Regions from separate parts of the Homo sapiens genome. Here all the other regions are linked to region 1. Evidence: chromatin contacts called from ENCODE Hi-C or POLR2A ChIA-PET data. All regions are on one chromosome and are shown on one strand. Each heading gives the region's core, a stretch centred on a gene start or an enhancer-like site at or near the end of the contact. The rest is flanking DNA. Distances are from core to core; before and after follow the strand shown.

Region 1 (2,814 bases), core at 256-2,755:
AAAGTCAGCCCTGTTAGGTGTCATTTGTAACCACAAATTGAAAATCACTGGTAGCCAGTACCTTTGATTCACTTGTGTGTTGCCAATACATCATGATGATTACAGTAATAATAATGAAAATGATTGTAATGATGATATACTCTTTGTTTAGCCTACATTGTGGTGGACACTTTGCCAAGCCTTCTGATGCATTATTTTATTTAATCCTCTGTAGGATACCAGAATAGAGAGATGATTATTACTCTTATTGTGCAGATGAGAAAACTGATGTCTAGAGAGAATGAATAAATCCCATCTTTCACAGCTGGTAAGCAGCAGAACCAGAATCTATCCCATCATTGTTTTCCTCTAGAGAAAATATTCACCCTTGAGAAGCTTCACCCTCTCTCTGCACAGTGTGAGCCTCAGACCATGTGTTCGGTTATTGTCTGTTAACTAAAAGTGAACCACCAGAACTGGAGGTGCCTGCAAAGGCCAGCAGGAGTAACAGCATGCGTCTGACACAGGTCCCAGAGAAGTTCTGGCTTCTCTTCTTTCTGAAGTACTGAACCACAGAGTAGTAGCAGAAATACCGTCAAGCCTTCTTTCCCATGTTCCCACGGCAGTGAACCCATTCGTGCTCTGAACACTTTCCATTCCACATATTTCTTCATAACAGAAGGTGTCAAAATGCTCCATGCTTCCTCTTTTGGGGAAATTAACTTAATTCAATTGAACTGCACTTATAATCACAGACGGGAATGACCTCAGAGAACTTCATTTCAACCCTCTCATTTTACAGTGGAAAGGAAAACCCCCAAATTTAAGTGACGTCCTTGTTCCATATAGCACCCTTCCTTACTGGAACCCAGCGACTCTCAGTTCTATTTGCAATGGAGAACCACCTGGGGAATTTGAAAACATTCTGCTGCCCTGGCCACATTTCCACATACTCTGATTTAATTGGCCTGGGGAGGGACTTGGCTTTCGAACTGTCTTCATCTCCCAGGTGCTTCCAATATGCAGCCATGGTGGAGAACCTCTGCTTTTTGTCTCCTTCCCTGGCACATTCACATAAACACATCTTTGATCTTGCTGGCCCAAAGAGTAATGACTGAAGCTGTGAGCTTATTTTACCAACAGAAATGGGACTGGTTGGGAACAAATTGGGCAATGTTTGCTCTTCTAAAAACCCTCTGAGGTTGTTCTTAGGAGACTTTTCCCCCTATTTTTCCATAGACAGGTCTTCTGATATGTTAGGTTTTCTTCAGTGCATTTTTTGAGAGGTAAAGAAAATAAAAAAACATTGTTTTTATCAGCCACAAATGGAATATATTTGGGAGTAATGGCAGCTCAGAAAGTTAAGGATTGGATTTAGTTATATTTTAATAATCTGTAAAAGCCTAGCTCCAGCTAATAGAATGCATATTTTATTTAAAGCAGGCATTGTCAAACTTCTTCTGTAAAGGGCCAGATAGTAAACATTTTCAGCTCCACAGGCCATATGGTCTCTGTTGCAACTACTCAACTCTGCCATTGAGGTGTGAAAAGCACCCACAGATAAGACATAAACAAATGGGTGTGGTTGTGCTCCAATAAAACTGTATTTAGAAAAACAGACAGTGGGCTGAATGTGGCTCATGGTCATTATTTGCCAACCTCTAAAATGTCAGATTAGAAAAAGTACTGTTTGATGATGCTCCAACTCTAACAAAGGCCAAAATAGAATTTAAATGTTTTGCTTAGATGGTGGGGGTTTCTGAACTTAAGAAAAAATCCCTAATGTTGTTTTAATATTTGACTCGGGTGTCCAAAAGCTTGCAAGACCCCAGTAGAAATTAAACAGAGTTTATTTCAGTGCCTTTTGAGCATCTCTGTATCTTTTTAATACATCCTACCTTTGGTGCTATTTACAAATGTTTCTTTTTTCATCTTAATAAAAATTTAGCAGAAAAATCTGCTAAACCCCAGAAGCGTCAGATAATTACTTGGAAAATGGAAAGGCAGTGAACACTAGTCATTTCATAATTTCAATTTTATGATTACTTTATTACAGAAAAACTTTCATAATAGTTGCATCATTTGAATCAGTTTTCGGTTTCAGCCCAAACCACGGGCACTTACGAAAACCTACCCTAACTTGATTTAGGTCTTCGAGCAAACCTAGAAAAATACTTACTAGAATGAAAAGAATCCTTAATGTGTTCTAATCATTGCTATGAGAGGTTGGAAGGCAGGCAAATGCTTTTCCTTTGCTGTTCTCTCAGCTTATAACATCCTGCCTAATTCTAATAGCATCTTTCAGGAATAGAGGAAGATGGCATTGAAAGTTAAGTGTGACTTTCCACTGCAACTCGGCAATGACCACTCACTTTTGCATTAATAATGAATGAGTATCTAAAGGTTAGTGAGCGAATGTAGCAGAACCAGCCAGAGGGAGTCATCAGGAGGCATCCCAGCTGAAATACACTGTGCAAGCCTGGGAGGAAAGAGGTTCCCCTGAAAGGCACTATCTGGACTGATGGGTTTTCAGGGAGCCAGTCATTCACTAAACCCACATAGGCTGGGAAGCAGATAAAGAACTGAGGCTGCAACGTAATCAGATGGGATTTGGGAACAGAAAGTCAGATAATACCATGTCTGTCTGGACCTTAGACCAGGGCTCTAGAGAGTTCTCTGAGTAAAACGGCAAAGTTTGAGACTTTTGCAGGACACTTTCAACTCTCAGCTGCCTTCAACTCCTTATTGTCACTTTTGCTTTGTTTACTTTACTGCAGTTTTCATTTATGTTTTCTCACACCTGTAATTCCAGCACTTTGGGAGGGTGAGGTGTGT
Region 2 (2,700 bases), core at 145-2,644, 790 kb after region 1:
GAGGGTGCTTTTGGAGGCACATTTATAATTCGACCAACTCGACATGAAATAGAAAAAAACTGTGTGCATCTTAGGTATTTGTTACAAAACATGGATCAAAACTATTGCACATGGCAACTGATGTTTTGAGTGTTTTAAAATGTTATTTTTAAGAATGGCAACTTTTAGATATTTAATATTTTGATAATATCTTTCCACTTTTAAATAATTTTTATTTGGCGTATATTTTGTGTTAAAGTTCTCTTAATGTTTTCTATTATGGAATGGTTCTATCAAAAAGAGATCACTCTTGCAGTTATGAAAATATTTCATCTTGTCAGCAATACATCACTTCATAATCATAATAAACCATGCATTTGCTATCATATATTTTGTTTGCAGAAAGTTTCTGAAAGTTTTATCATAGCACTATTAAAAATGATTTACTATTTATTAGTATGATCACTTATAATTAATTTAAAATATTTATATAAAATATTACTAAAAAATAAAGACTAACTTACAATTTCAGGGATTCCCTAGAATTCTCAGGAATTCCAGCTTCTTATTCTCAAGTCCCAAACATTAATATTTCTTGGGAGTGTGAAAACACTACGTACAATGGTGCTTATGTAGATCTTGTAATGTAGATTTTGGCAGACAGAAAGTACAAGTTTCGCCAAGTAACATTATCCAGCATCGTAATAAATGCTAATATGAAAAGGCAAGCAAACTTAATAAGATTTATAAAATGAAAGCCACATTGCTTTGATGATGTGATAACGTAAAGGTAAAATGTCTCTTCCAACTTGTAGTACTTCTTTAGAGCTAACTTTTATTTCACTTAGAAATGTGTGGAAGAGTTAATCCCTATAAATAGTAATAATTATTACTGAAGTAGAAACTTAAATCCTTTGAAATTTAGATTCTAAACTAACATGCATTCTTTAAATCATTTTACACATGGTATCCCTTGATATTGGTGGTGAGAAAAAAGAATGAAAACAAAGAAATAGAAAAGAGGCAGTTCTTATATAATCTCACAGAAAAATAGATTTCCTTGAAAACAGTTTTTGGAGAGAAGCCTTGGGTCTGAAATAATTCAATAAAATAAACATCCTCTGAGCTATTCCTAATTTATCTTTACTTGATGGTGGTTGCAGATTGGATTCTCCAGGAAGCAGATGCCCAGATGGAGGTTGAGAGTCGATTCGCTTTGTTAGAGACCGACACCTATTAAGCAAGAAAAGGGAGGACGCAGGATTGGGCAGGGTAGCTGGCAGAGAGCAACGACAAATGATGAAACAAAGTCTCTGCCAGGGAGATCCAAGGCTAAGGTTGTCTTTGAGAAGTCCCATGTGGGGCAGAGTCGGTTCTTTCTTGTTACCACAACTTTGCAGGGGCAACCGGTAGGGCCGCCCTGAGAACAGCATGACTCAGCAAAGCTGAGGCAAACCTCCAAGCAGCTGCAGCTGGAGACTATGAGTTAGCCACACTCTACGCCTCAGGAAGCAGGTCCTTTTCTTTCTCTTTCTTTCTTTTTCTTTCTTTCTTTCTTTTTTTTTAATTTGAGATCTTGCTCTGTCACCAGGCTAGAGTATAATGGCGCAATCATAGCTCACTGCAGCCTCAACTTCCAGGGCTCAAGTAATCCTCCCACCTCAGCCTCCTAAGTAGCTGGGACTACAAGTGTAAGCCACCATGCCCAGCTAATTTTAAAATTTAGCTATCTCACTGTGTTGCCCATTCTGGTCCTAAACTCCTGGGCTGAAGCAATCCTCCCATCTAGGTCTTCCAAAGTACTGAGATTATAGGTGTGAGCCACCGTGCCTAGCCAGCAAGTCCATTTTTTAAAGGGAATCTGAACAGCACATCTCTGCATCTGCCAGACAGTAAATAAGACCAAAAAGGCAACAACAAAAGGGGTCTTATGTTCTTCCTCATGAACAACAGAACCTCAGTAACCACTTGAAAAGTTCTTTAACAAGTATAATGTATATAGAAACTTTTTAGGAATTAGAACTACTTTTGATATGTGTGTCATAATAAAATAGTAGCAAATTGAAGTATAAATTATATTCTGGGATATTGATGGATTCCAATATATGTAAATTTCTTACTAAACCAGAAAAGTATAGGAATGTTGGCACTAGATTACTGACATTAATTGGTGTGCAGCAAATAAAACTATATATTTTCTCCATCTCTTCCTGGGGTCACCTTGTATTTGCAAAGGCTCACAATGAGATAATAGGCCAGATTTGTAAAAGGTACTCTCCGTTTTGGCCCAGGCAATTAAACAGAAACACAAAAACTGCCCCCACAATTGCCTAATTGCAGGTGCAATCAGTAACTGGCAGGTGCAATTAGACAGGAACCTCATTCAGGAGCTGTGAGTGACAGATTAGTCAATTATTCAATAGTAGACACAATGATTTTCACATGCAGTTTTGTATTCAAAGCTACTCATAGACTTTAAAATTGATAAATGATGGGTAAGACTCATGAAAAAAGTCTTTCCCAAACTAATTGTCTATCATTACCAAAGAAGAGACTGATTTGATTCTTGACCTCATCTATGAACTTGAGTCAACAAAAGAGAACAGTCCAATCCCTGGCTTAACCCAAATTTCTTAAGAATCCTTTGAAGAATGAGAAATTCAGGATCGTCTTAGACCTTCTAAGGCCTCTCCTCACCTTAGCAGATCTTTAATACTCTTT
Region 3 (2,750 bases), core at 251-2,750, 860 kb after region 1:
GTCTCCAAATATCAATGTTAGCTTAATAGTCCTTGAAAAGCTAAGGCATTCGTCTTTCCCCAGTGTGCATTTGCCTAAATAAATGTCCTAGATACCTTTAGGAGAGAAGTGGGGGAATTATTGCTGAATGCACCTGCTGTAATATGGTACCATCCTTCCTGGGAAGAGCTCTGCTCCTCCTTCAGTCAACAGATTCTGGGGCTGAGAATTAGCTCCATTCAAGAAACTAGGCAAAAGATCCTGACTTTTGTACCTCCTGGTAATCCACACGTGCTTTCTTGTAGAAATTAAGCATTGCCCTTGTTGGGTGCCCATCTATCTCCTTCCTAAAACAATGAGCCTATTGAGAGCTCTCTGCAGGGCAGGAACCCCCTGGGTGCCCCACTGATCTTGCCTCTCATTGTGATCATGGCCTCTGCCTTGCATCCAATGGTGAGCATACCACCTGGCCTTTGTAATCCCAGGATCCTGTCATCCCCGTTGCTACCAGGAGCCAGTTCTGTGATTTCATCATCTGTCATCAGCTCTGGCACATAGAGCACAGCCATTCCTGAGCTCAGTGACTTTGGGGCCACTCTCACCAGTGCATTCCTTTGTACATGGGAAGTCCTCCAGGCCATCTCGTGAAGATAGTCAGCACCATGGATGCTAGCATGTCCACTCCAGCATGGCCACTTCTCTGAGCCATTTGGTCCCTCTCTCCACCATCTGCCTGAGTGTGGGTCACTGCTTTCTCTAGGCTTTTAAGCAACATCTGAGTTGAGTCTTAGCATTCTCTCCAGGGATCTTGACCAAGATGCTTAATCCTGTACCACCTAGATTGCTCCCTCTCAATAAACTCAACCTTATTCGATTTTATATCTACACTCTTTGATCCAATCCCATGAATATATTCCCAGGTCCTCTGCAACATATTAGCTCGACCCCACAGCTCCTTCACCTGATATCCCCTTTTGGCCAAGCCAGCCCAGCTCATCCCCAGTCGGGCTGTGCTGAGATTTGGTTCTTGTTATTCTTTGGTTTTGCCAACAGGAAAGATGAGGGTAGATCCTGATGGGTCAAGCATTGTCTTGTATGATACCTACCTCATTTGAGACCTCTGTATGATCTTCAGAAAAGGAAAGTCTTGCTTTTTTTTTTTTTTTTTTTTGACCGAGTCTCGCTCTGTTGCCCAGGCTGGAGTGCAATGGTGCAATCTGGGCTCACTGCAAGCTCCGCCTCCCAGGTTCAAGCAGTCTACAATCTTCTACATGACATGAGAAATAGGCCATTTCTGCAGGCCCAGGGGACTCAGGGGCATGTAAGTGTTCAGGGTTCCCAACTGTCCAGGGCTCCCACCCTAAGTGTAAGGGTCTCACCTCTTTCCCATTAGAGCCCTGTGTCTGAAGGACTGAGAACTTAACCTACTCAGGGTTCAGACTGGTCCTCCAGCCAACCTGCCTTCCAGCTGCAGATCATCGGGGTTTTCTTAAATGCTGCCAAGGAAGTGCTCTGGCTTTCACAGTTTGCCTGAAACCAGTGATGAGTCATCCTGCGCCTCTGCCTCTCTCTCTTCAACACTCAGTAGCCTCAGCCTCAGCCACCCAAGCCCACAGGCCTTCTGGTTATCATTTCATCAGCCGGCCACCTGCTTCCTCTCCAATTTTTCATTAGGGCCTGCAACTCACAACCACGTCCAGTGTCAGCTGCCTGAAAGTCTTCCTAGAAACAGAGTCTGAGATGGAAATTGCATGCAGAGTGCTGATCAGAGGGTGTTCTCGGGAGATTCTCCTGTAAAGAAGTGAGAAAGGCAGGATGCTGCAGAAGCTGAAGCTGGCTGCAACGAGGCTACACTTGGAGCCACCCCCAGCCAATCCTAAGTGGCGCTCTCGAGCTGGGACGGCCCATCAGAGTTGTCCCAAGTTGAGGCAAGAGGGCCGAGCCTTTGCGTTCCTTCCTCGGTCAGTTTCAGAACCTGGGGGATATGACCTGAAAAGAGGCCATTCCCTGCAGCAGGAGGGGGCATCCAGTGCGGGCTCTGCCATGGCCATCATCAACTGTCACTGCAGCTAGCGGGGAGACCTGGGCAGAGCACCCCAATGGTCACTGCAGCCGAAAGAGGACTGCTTGTCTTTCTGCTCTCACACCCCTTACCTAGGGAAGAGCAGAGAAAGGGTTGCTTGAATGGGAGGAATAGCAAAGAGAACAAAGAAATCCCAATGAGGGGAAACCTCTCAGCGCACCAGCCTCACTGTGTGCTGAGAGGCACCCACTGCCTTCCCTGCACTCCTTAGATCTTGTTCATGGGTGGTTGTTTGTTGTTGTTGTTGTTGTTGTTGTTGTTGCTGTTTTTAATGTAAGAAACAGAATCTTGCTGTGTTGACCAGGCTGGTCTCAAACTCCTGGCCTCAAGCGATCCTCCCCCCTCAGCCTCCCAAAGCACTGTGATTACAGGCGTGAGCCACTGCATCCAGTCTCATTCATCTTTTTGTACCATATTCTCTGTCCCACCACTCAGAAATATCTCAGGTGCTGTACTAGTGCCTTACACATCCTGGACCCTCAGTGCTGTCTCAAACTCCTGGCCTCAAGCAATACTCCCCACTCAGCCTCCCAAAGCACTGTGATTACAGGCGTGAGCCACTGCATCCAGCCTCATTCATCTTTTTGTACCACATTCTCTGCCCCACCACTCAAAAATATCTCAGGTGCTGTGCTAGTGCCTTACACATCCTGGACCCTCAATGCATAGCATGGTAGCACCAAAAGGT

Evidence for each region. A loop is a pair of places that touch in the nucleus more often than their neighbours do. ChIA-PET counts read pairs that join two places held with the same protein, here RNA polymerase II (POLR2A). Pooled maps may share reads with other maps.
Region 2: a loop to region 1 is called in a map of GM12878, with 2.9 times the contacts of the local background. The contact joins two enhancer-like sites. A Hi-C loop is called at or near these places in 3 of 168 maps with a recorded cell type or tissue (GM12878, OCI-LY7 and sigmoid colon), 5 of 37 single-sample maps with no recorded cell type and 10 of 50 pooled maps. POLR2A ChIA-PET finds 5 or more read pairs at or near these places in 2 of 52 experiments (H1 and T-cell).
Region 3: a loop to region 1 is called in a map of heart left ventricle, with 3 times the contacts of the local background. The contact joins two enhancer-like sites. A Hi-C loop is called at or near these places in 5 of 168 maps with a recorded cell type or tissue (CD8-positive, alpha-beta T cell, GM12878, heart left ventricle and 2 more), 11 of 37 single-sample maps with no recorded cell type and 16 of 50 pooled maps. POLR2A ChIA-PET finds 5 or more read pairs at or near these places in 3 of 52 experiments (H1, activated CD4-positive, alpha-beta T cell and naive thymus-derived CD4-positive, alpha-beta T cell).

Annotation. Positions count from the first base shown.
Region 1 is chr2:7,435,791-7,438,604 of GRCh38, forward strand. All of the region lies in intron 4 of LOC100506274 (a long non-coding RNA gene), which reads left to right. Among named protein-coding and RNA genes, the nearest start is that of LINC01871, 290 kb to the right of the region's middle. Within about 2 kb of position 1,506, at least 4 of the 41 ENCODE cell types and tissues checked have a DNase peak (open chromatin) inside an H3K27ac peak, as active enhancers do; they include CD8-positive, alpha-beta T cell and GM12878, where a contact is called at or near this core.
Region 2 is chr2:8,228,362-8,231,061 of GRCh38, forward strand. All of the region lies in intron 7 of LINC00299 (long intergenic non-protein coding RNA 299), which reads right to left. Among named protein-coding and RNA genes, the nearest start is that of LINC00299, 99 kb to the right of the region's middle. RefSeq lists an enhancer at 1,508-1,687. Within about 2 kb of position 1,395, at least 12 of the 41 ENCODE cell types and tissues checked have a DNase peak (open chromatin) inside an H3K27ac peak, as active enhancers do; they include GM12878, where a contact is called at or near this core.
Region 3 is chr2:8,300,656-8,303,405 of GRCh38, forward strand. The region is part of intron 2 of LINC00299 (long intergenic non-protein coding RNA 299); the gene reads right to left. Among named protein-coding and RNA genes, the nearest start is that of LINC00299, 26 kb to the right of the region's middle. RefSeq lists enhancers at 15-571, 1,677-1,736. Within about 2 kb of position 1,501, at least 17 of the 41 ENCODE cell types and tissues checked have a DNase peak (open chromatin) inside an H3K27ac peak, as active enhancers do; they include CD8-positive, alpha-beta T cell and GM12878, where a contact is called at or near this core.